2 separate regions of the Homo sapiens genome follow, and region 2 is linked to region 1. A link is an interaction called in ENCODE POLR2A ChIA-PET data of the cell type or tissue named here. Cell type or tissue: A673. All regions are shown on one strand.

Region 1 (5,000 bases):
AGGCACTGTGCTAATGCTGGATGCATTGGGTGCGTAATCTCTCATTTCATAATAACTCCCATGTAATGCATGAAGAAATGGAAGTTTAGAGGGGTTAGGTGACGTGTCCAGGGTCACACAGGTAGTAAAAGCTGGAACTAAAATTCGCACCAGGTCTGCCTGCTGTACATCCCACAATTTTTACTATTCTTCGAGCGGCTTCTGCTGGTTGTATGGAAGGTGACACCTTTGCCCCCTTGTCAAGCCATCCAACTCCTCTTCCTTCAAGACATAGCTCAATGATCCCTTGTCTATGAAGCCTTCCCTGGCCTCTTCCCCACCCCACCCCCAGCTGCTGCAGCCAGCCTTCCTTCTCTGAGCCTCCATATCCCACCCACCTGCCCTTCACACCCCAGTGGAGCCCAACGGTTAGAAATTCAGGCTCTCCTGGTGGTCTTAGGTTCAAATTCTGGTTCTGCTGGGTGGACCTTGATTCACCCTTTGTGTGACCATTTGAGCTTTGATTTTTTTTCCATCTGTAAAATGGAGATAAGAAAATCAGTTTGCACAGGGGGCTGGGTGAAAGGTGCATAAATCTTAGCCAAATGCTTACTGAAGCATATACTACACTGTATTATAATGATCTGTGTAAATGTTCATCTCCATATCTTGAGGGCAGGAACTGATACTGATTCTGATGTATCTCTTTGCCCCTAGCACCCAGTATGGCTTAAAATAGGTATTAAATAAATGTGGAGTAAATGAATAAAAAATGAAATAAATGGATCTTAGAATCCTATTCTCATAATTTGATACATAAAACCTAAGGACCTCATGTCACATAACTGCAAAGTTTGAAGGATCTTAGAGATCAACTTCCGGAGGTGTTCAATCTTTTTGACTATCACCCACACTTAGTAATATACTTTATATTGCCACCTAGTGAGTGCACACACGCGCACACACACACACAAACACGGACGCGCACACACACACACCCCGAAAGTTTCAGTGGACAGTTCTTGCCTTTCCTATGTGGGATAAACTCACATAATTCCTCTTCTTTTCTCTTTCCTCGCCTCACCTCCCCTTCTATCTTCTAACTTTTCCCTTCTCCTCCTTTCCTTCTTTTCTTTCCTCTCTCTTCTATCTTTTCCGTTAAAAAAAATTGCTAGTTTAGGTCCGCTAAATCGATTTCATGCCCCATGAAGGCATTGTGACCTATGGTTTGAAAATCACTTATCTAGTCGAATTAGACTCCTTGTCCAGCATCTCTAACTGGAGTTCTATACTTATACTTCCCTGATGAAAGGAAGTTCCCCCAAAAGATAAACAGTTTTGTTACTGGACAGCATTTATTGTTAGAAAGTTCTTCCTTCTCTTAAGCAGAAATGAGCCTCTTATAACTTCCTTATTGGTCTTAGTTGTTCCTATCTAGCTTGCTGGTCTCTCTGTAAGTTATCAAGCAAATCACCTCATCTCATTGAGTTTTCTTTTCTTCTCCTCTTCCTACAGATGTGCCCCACCTAAGTGCTGACAGCCTAAAAGTCCACCATTAAAGCCATTCTTCGGGTTTAAGGCATTGATCTTCACCATCATCTCCCATTATTATATCTGCTTGCTCTCATGGAGACAGGGGTCACTGGGGCCAGTCCACCTGTAGTGGCTGAAGTCTTCATCTCCTGCAGCAGAGAAGTTTGTTGGGACTATGTAAAATATCAAAAGAGGGTTTCTTTAACCCTTAAATCTCTTTTGCTTGTTTTCTTTCCTCAATGGCTTGGATCTTCCCAGTGAGATGCTCAGTGGGGTTAGCAAATAGCATTTTGGAAATCACAACCAATATTGAAGGGTGAAATGGTATGTTAGCCTTTAACACCTTAGTCTAAATTTTCCCCTGCCAGTCTCTTCCATCACTCTAAGATCAGCCAGGAGAGGGGAATTCTAATGCTAGCCCTCTATAGGGTCTCCTCAGGCAAGAGGCAGTAACCAGCCTTCACTCCAAGGTAAGTGTCAGATTCCTAGGACTGAAAGATTCCCTTGGCCCTATACATCCAAACTCTCTCTTCATTCATTCATCGAACAAGTATTTGTTGAGCATCTTCTGTGTGCTACACCTTGTGCTAGGTGTTGCGGATACCATGGAGACCAAGAGAGTCCCCATTCCTGGCCTCCACGGTGCACGCAGTCTAGCAGTAGTGACAATCACCAATGGTAAGAAGGTGCTCTGCTAAGGTCAGGAGTTGAGGGAGCTTGGAGCAGGGTCTCAGCTCACTGTGTGCTGGAGTCAAGGGAAGGCCTCCTGGGGGCGGACATTTGAGCTGAGACCTGAAGGACAAGGAGCATATGGCTGAGTAGTTCATCTCTCCCTGGCTTCCCTCCTTCTCCCCAGCCCCCAATCCAGGCAGCATCAATGCCCCCATCAAGTCATCTTCCTGAACTCATCTGGGTCACTAGCTTAAATCAGCAGTTCTCAAGTTTTAACTCAGTCAGAATGCTGTTTTGTTTAGTTTGTTTAACTGCAGATTTTAGGACCTCTGTAGGATTCTACATCTGGGGTAGGACTGTGTCTGCATGTCAGTCCATGGCTCATATCTTCGGAAATCCTGGTCTATATCAGAATTCCACGGTTTTGGTATTTGCCCTTGACTATTTGTTCAGCTTCTGAAGGAAAGAGGAAAAGGAAGTTCAGGAATGCCAAGGTTGTCTTTCTGGGATTGCAGAGTCTGGGGAGGCATTGGGAGGGTGGCGTTGGTGACAGCAGGGACTGGGGAGTCCTCAGAGGGGTCCAGCAAGGGCCCTCAGTCCTGGCACCCAACAACCTGAGGGACCTCCCAACAGCCAAATCGTGCTCCTGCCTCACCTCACAGCAGTAGACCAACGGCACATGGTAGCACTGGCCACATAATTAGCAGAGCATGTCCCAGAATAATTAAACGTTTCAAAACAGTAACAGCAGAGCAGTAAATCAAGTGCGGGTTCCTCTCAGAGTGGGGCCCTGTGCAATGCAGGGATCAGATAGCCAGCAGGCTCAGCAGTGGGGTGAGTGGAGCCCCGGCCCAGACTAAAACTCCTGGGTACAGGAAATGAAACCAAGCCTGTGAATATTCAAAGAAGAAGGATCCTTAGAGATCACCTGGCTCAGTTCCCTTCATGTCCAGTTGTAGAACCCAAAGCCCAGAGAGATGGCCCAAGCTGACCCTGCAAATTGGTGGCAGAGCCAGATCAGAATCCCAGCCCTGGGACTCTCCTTCCCCCTCTCCCTCTCCCCCAATCTCTTCTTTCCTGAGGTGGTCTCATCCTATGCAATGTCCATGTGGAAACCATCCACATGTTGACAGCTTGCAAATATCTATCCCCCATCTCCATCACCTATCTCTCCCCCAGCTCCAGAGTCCTGTGTCCAGCCATCCCTAACTGCAGTGGCCTCTTGCTTCCTCTTCTCCCCTGCTTCCTTCCTTACCCACCTCCAGCCTGTCCCTCCTCCAACACACACATACACACAGCCACCAGAGTGTGAGTTTCCAATCTGTGACCTGGATCCTGCTCCGGTACTGCTCTCTGCCCAAGGCACTGCACACAGATTACACTCTAACCTCATCAGCACAGCCTCCAAGATCAAGTCCTGCAGTTTCTCCCATGACCATCTGTTCCCTCACTCTGCTCCCACCACAGTGACCTTGCTGTGGCTCACATATGCCCAGCTCATGCCTGCCCTGCAAGTGTATTCCTCTCTCTGGAACATTCTTCTCCTAGAACTCCCTATGACTTCCACTTCCTTCATTCAGGTCTCAGCTCATAGGCCCCTCCCCAGAGAAGGCTTCCTGTGCACACGGTCCAAAATATACGCAGCTACTGTCTATCCCCTGACTTCTTTTTCTTCATACCAGTTAACCTCCCTGGAATTATACTGCCTAGGTATTCCTTTATTTTTACTATCTTGCTCACTGCTCACTTGCTCAGTGCCCCAAATGATGCCTGCCACATAATTGACACTCTATAAAGAATTGCAGGAATAAGTAAATCAATAACGAAACACATTTATTTAACACATGCATGTTCAGGGGCTATTCAGTGTTAGGGGCTGTGTGAGGCACTGAGGTCTCAGACATGGAGCAAGTGGACAAGGAAGGGTTCCTGTCCTCAAGGAGGCTGATCATCGTCTTGGGGAGACACGGACTTGTGTTCGCAGGAGGCTCAGAGTGACATGTGCAGCTTGTCAAGGGTAAGTCTAAGAAGATGGGGTGAGGGTAAAAGATCCATGGGTCCTTGCAGCAAGGAGTTGGATTTTAGGGTCATTGATGTCCTTTTTTTTTTTTTTTTTTTGAGACAGAGTCTCTCTCTGTCCCCAGGCTGGAGTGCACTGGCGCGATCTCAGCTCACTGCAACCTTTGCCTCCTGGGTTCAAGCGATTCTCTTGCCTCAGCCTCCTGAGTAACTAGGATTACAGGCGCATGCCTCCGCGCACAGCTAATTTTTGTATTTTTAGTAGAGACAGGGTTTCTCCATGTTGGTCAGGCTGGTCTCGAACTCCTGACCTCATGATCCGCCTTCCTTGGCCTCCCAAAATGCTGGGATTACAGGCATGAGCCACTGCACCTGGCCCAGTGTCCCTTTTCTGAAGAGCTAGCAACTCTCTGTCCTCTCTGGGCCCTCAGCCTGTTAGGCCAGCACAGGGGCCCATATTCATGATGAGGGCTCTTGGGTCCCCAGCTCCTATAAAAGGTTGTGCTTATAGAGTACGTGACAGCCAGTTCTTGCCGGTGCTAGAATAAGGAAGGAGACTGACGTGACTCTACTCAGAGGAAGCCAAGCCTTACCCAGTGGACGCATGGCCCAGCCTGGGCTAGCCCTGTGGGTACTTTGGCATTCCTCAGGCCACTCCTTGGAGAACCTCATCTTCTCCACTTCCCCTTCAGCCTTCCAGCCCCACAAGGCAGGCTGCCCATGGCTGCCCACCCACTGCAGCTTAGCCCTAGTGTTGCCAGTCTTCTCCTTCTGTGTAGATGGTGTGATTAAGCTGG
Region 2 (5,000 bases), 530 kb before region 1:
AGCACAGCTTGTGCTGTGGCAAGGCAGGGCACAACTCCAGCTTGCAGAGGACTTCTGGCAGGTAAGAATCCACAGGCTATCACTGCTGTCACAGTCTGCCTGGGAGTCCATGGTTTGAAACTCTTTTTTGGTGTATGGTCTTACGAAAAGATCACTTTATTTATTTTATTTATTTTTATTTTATTTATTTATTATTATTTATTATTATTATTATTTTCTGATACAGAGTCTCTCTCTGTCGCCCTGGCTGGAGTGCAGTGGCGTGATCTTGGCTCACTGCAAGCTTCGCCTCCTGGATTCAAGCAATTCTCCTGGCTCAGCCTCCTGAGTAACTGGTGTTAATGCGTGCCACCATGCCCGGCTAGCTTTTGTATTTTTAATAGAGACGGGGTTTCACCATGTTGCTTAGGCTGACCTCAAGTGATCTGCCCACATCAGCTCCCAAAGTGCTGGGATTACAGGTGTGAGCCACCACACCCGGCCAAAAAGATCACTTTAGAACTTTAGCAACTAACTTCTTCTTGGAAAGAATAAAGATAGAGTATTTCTTTTCTTTCATTCATTCAGCTATTTGTTCATTTGTTAGTTTACTCATTCATTTATTCAATTTAAGGTTCTAATCTAAGTGACACAACCAAGAGGCAGCCTGGAAAGATCACTGGACTAGAAATCGAGACCTGAGTTCCATTGTCTTTTAGGGACACACTTGGAAATATTTACAGGTGAAATTATGACAAATGTGTAATGTCTAAGATTTATCAAATCATCTGTGAAAGAGAGGGTCGCAGATGAAATGACACCAGCCTTGAAGAGGTAATTGCTGAAGCTTGTGATGCAGACACAGGAGTTCATTATGCTTTTCTCTCTACTTTTATGTAGGTCTGAACTTTTCCATAATAAAAGTTAAAAGAGAGAAGGAGACACTGAGGTTACAAGCCCCACCTTGCCACTTGCCAACTTGATGATTGCACAAAGGTCTGTTCACCTCTCTAGGCCTTAGTTCTTCACCTTCCAATAGGGAAGGGAATTTTCAAGGGAAAGTTAGGACAAAGGTGCTCTGAGGTGTCTTTTGTAGTCAAGGGTCAGGGTTTATGAAACTTTGGCTGTCGTTTATCTGAACTGTGCAATGAGAGGCTGGACCAGGATCTCTGAAGGCTCCTCCAGCCTGTGTGTCCTACCCCTTCTCCTTGGAGTGCCTGTAAGTGGCAAGGCCTATGAGAATGGACAGTCTGGACACAGAGGGATCCTTGCCCAGGACAGGCCATGCCCAGCCTTGCCAGGCCCTCAGTGCAGTAGTGAGTTCTGCACCCCTTCCAGGAGGTCCTGGGCTGTCATGGCAGAGTCAGGCAAGACAGGGCCTCCTTAGAGATGGAAGGTTGCGCAGCCCTTCCCCATCTCCTGAGTCACTGGTGCTCCAGCCTCCAAAGTGGCTATCAGCACGGTCATCTCTGGCTGAAAGCTGAGCACTTCAAAGCTCCGCACAGGCCATAATTAGTTCATGGCCCAGCCCAGCTGGGAGGTCTGAATAGAGCATCTGGGAGGTGCAGCTGAGGAAATTGGCTCCACGATAAAGTGGTTTGGCCCTGGGGTGCGAGTGAGTCAGCAGCTGCAGGAGCCGCTGGCCTCACCCACTCTCTCCTAGGCCAAAGAGACTCAGCCTTCTAAGTCACCAGGGCTTTAATCCCACCTCTTCCAGGCCATTTGGTTTCAAGATTCTGTTCCAGGCTCACTTCCTCTCCATACTCTCCCTCGGCTACTAAGTTCCCTGGGCCCACCTTACTCCTTTCTTGCCAGGCTCAGTCTAAGACTCAGCTCTTTCCAAAAGCCCTCTCAGATGCACCCCGGATATTTATCATGCAGCTGAGAAGTTGTTCACATTTTTAACCAAGTAACTAGCTCATTAGCATGGACATATCCAACTCAAAAGTCAAGAGATCAAGAAATGCCTAAACCATGAAACATAGAAATAAATAAATAAAGGTTACAGGATTTCTGGGTAATTACTTAGTTTAAGAGGATTAAAGTAAAGAATTCACTTTGACTTTTCGCCTTTTTTTTTGGAGATAGGCTTTTGCTGTGTCACCCAGGCTGAAGTGCAGTGGCGCAATCACAGATCACTGCAGCCTGCAACTAACGGACTCATGCAATTCCCCCAGCTCAGCCTCCCAAGTAGCTGGGACTACAGGCATGTGTCACGATGCCTGGCTCCTGTGTGTGTGTGTGTGTGTGTGTGTGTGTGTGTGTGTGTGTATGTGTAGATGAGGTCTCACTATGTTGTCCAGGCTGGTCTCACACTCCTGGGCTCAAGTGATTCTCTGCCTTAGCCTCCCAAAGTCCTGGGATTACAGGTGTGAACCACTGTGCCTGATCACGACTTTTTGCATCTTAACTTACAACTTTTGAGCAGGTTGATCTAGGTTTAGATATTCTGGATGAATATTTTTGGAAACAGGGTCTTGCTCTATAACCCAGGCCTGAGTGCAGTGGTGCCATCATAGCTGACTGTAACCTCAAGCTCCTGGGTTCAAGTAATCCCCCTGCCTCAGCCTCCTGAGTAGCTGGGAATACAGGTATGTACCACCATGCTTGGCTAATTTTTGTTTGTTTGTTTGAGATAGGGTCTTACTCTGTCACCCAGGCTGGAGCGCAGTGGCATGATCTTGGCTCACCACAATCTCCACCTCCTTGGCTCAAGTGATCCTTCCACCTCAGTCTCCCAAGTAGCTGGGACTACTGTCACATGCTACCATGCCCTGCTAATTTTTTTTTGTTGTTGTTGTAGAGACAGGGTTTTGCCATGTTGTCCAGGCTAGTCTTGAACTCCTGGGCTCAAGTCATCTCCCCACCAAAGTGCTGGGATTACAGGTGTGAGCCACCGTGTCTGCCTATGCCTGGCTAGTTTTTTTTTAATTTCTGTAGAGACGAGGTCTCACTACGTTACCCAGGCTGGTGGCAAACTCCTGGGCTCAAGCCATCTTCCCACCTCCATCTCCCAAAGCACTGGGATGAGAGGCGTGAGCCACCACGCCCAGACTGGTTGGAGATATTCTCTACACAATGAGTGCAGAGCCATAGATGCCTTCTAGGGGATCTAGCTCGTGTGTGTGTGTGTCTGAGAGAGAGAGAGAGTGTGTGTGATTGTGTGAGTGTGTGTGTGTTTGTGTGTGTTGTAGGGGCACAGGCCTTTTCCATGGAGGCCTTGTTCTGGTCTGACTTGCATGCCGTGTGCCTTGAGCAAGCCACTTCAGCTCTCCAAGCTTGTTTCCCCATCTAGACCATGAATGAGGCAGCCTACCATCTGACACTCTGGGCTGTGCTCTGGGCTGTGGAAGAGATGAGTTAGGCAAAGGAGGTCACCACCTCCAGCTCAATCAGGGTCTCGCTTCCTTTCCCAGGAGGCCCAATGATGGAGCAGAGCCCTAGCTTTGCATTCTCCCATCCTTGGCAGGCACTCAAAGAGCAAGCTCCCTTTTCCTCTGAGAAAGGCTTCATGATGTGGTGGAAAGGGCTTTGAAGCTGGCTGGACCTGGGTCTGGCTCTGCTTCTGCCACATACTCACTGTGTGCCTCAGGCAAGCCCTGTAACTTAGAGGGGCCTTGTGCTCCAAGTTAGTAAAATGTGGATGGTTCTAACCACCAGCTGTAATTGGTGAGGCTTTAATGAGATGACATATGTAAAGAGTGTGCGTGCCTAGCTCATAGGTGGTGTTCAATATATGATGACAACTAGCTGTGATCGTTTTCCTGTTACTCACCATGGCACTCAGCACCCGGCCAACGTATTTGGGGTCATTTCTGCTGGCCACATCAGTAGCAGCGTCACGGCGGAAATTCAGACTCCTATCCAAGATTGAGAGGCAGATGCTGAGAATGTCTTCTTCAAACTGTTCAGAACGAGACCATACATTACAATTAAAGAAATGACAAGGAGAGTTGGCTCAAGAAGGGAACTGCACTGGCAAGAACCACAGGAACTATCAGATCCTTTGACTCTGTGGCCTCTGGAACTGAGAGCTACTGAGGACAGCCACCATGCCCAGCCCTCAACCCCGCAAACTCATCCAGAGCACTCACTACACACAAGACCCTGTGTATTTCCTCAAAGGCAGCTTTTGAAACAACAACAACAAAAAAGAGACAGAAAAGGATAATAAATAAAAAATTATTAAAAATAAAAAAGCATAAGACCTTGTGCAAACTCTCTTAAAGTGAATGCATGGGAGGTGGCTTGGTCTAGCCGACGCCCCGGCTGCCACAAACCTCAAGAGCAAGCTGTTTAGCCTGTCTGGCCTCGATTTCTCCATCTGTATAATTAGGCCAAACTCATCTCAGAGTTTCCTTCTAGCTCTGCCTCCCATCCTTTTTTTTTTTTTTTTTTTTTTTTTGAGACGGAGTCTTGCTCTGTCACCCAGGCTGGAGTGCAGTGGTATGATCTCGGCTCATCGTGACCTCCACCTCCTGGGAAGTAATTCTCCCGCCTCAGCCTCCCAAGTAGCTGGGATTACAGGCCCGTGCCACCACACCTGGCCAATTTTTGTATTTTTAGTAGAGACAGGGTTTTGCCATATAGGCCAGGCTGGTCTCGAATTCCTGACCTCAGGTGATCCACCCGCCTCAGCCTCCCAAAGTGCTGGGATTACAGGCGTGAGCCACTGCACCTGGCCTGCCTGCAATCTTGAGCACGTTATTGAGACTCCTGGAGAACTAGTTATAAAAATAAAATCTCTTGCTAAAGTATATGTATTTGAAGTGATTTTCACAAAATAAGACTTAATTGAAGTCATTGCTTCTCAAACTGAGAAGGCCGAGCTCCTCTTGCCTTAGGTCTTTGCATTTGCTTTTCCTTCTGCCTGATGCTCTTTCCCAAGATCTCTGTCTGGTGCCCTCATCTCCTTCAGGTTCCTGATCAAAGGCTCCTTTCTAAGTGAGGCCCTCCCTAACCATGCCATAAAAAAAAATAGCCTCTCTTCCACTCCTAGGTGCACTCTATGTCCTATCCTT

Evidence for each region. ChIA-PET counts read pairs that join two places held together with the same protein. Peaks named below come from ENCODE experiments on the same cell type or tissue, not always from the same donor. Only the 100,000 strongest peaks of a DNase experiment are listed, where the experiment ranks them.
Region 2: POLR2A ChIA-PET joins it to region 1 with 16 read pairs; 2 of 35 experiments call an interaction of 5 or more read pairs at or near these places.

What each region holds. Positions count from the first base shown.
Region 1 is chr20:1,784,603-1,789,602 of GRCh38, reverse strand. No RefSeq gene overlaps it. Among named protein-coding and RNA genes, the nearest start is that of SIRPA, 110 kb to the left of the region's middle. In A673, no CTCF peak of the experiment used is centred here; no DNase peak of the experiment used is centred here.
Region 2 is chr20:2,311,781-2,316,780 of GRCh38, reverse strand. TGM3 (transglutaminase 3) reads right to left here. Exons shown (of 13, transcript NM_003245.4): 5 at 3,755-3,883. Among named protein-coding and RNA genes, the nearest start is that of TGM3, 18 kb to the right of the region's middle. In A673, no CTCF peak of the experiment used is centred here; DNase peaks (open chromatin) are centred at 1,590 and 2,070.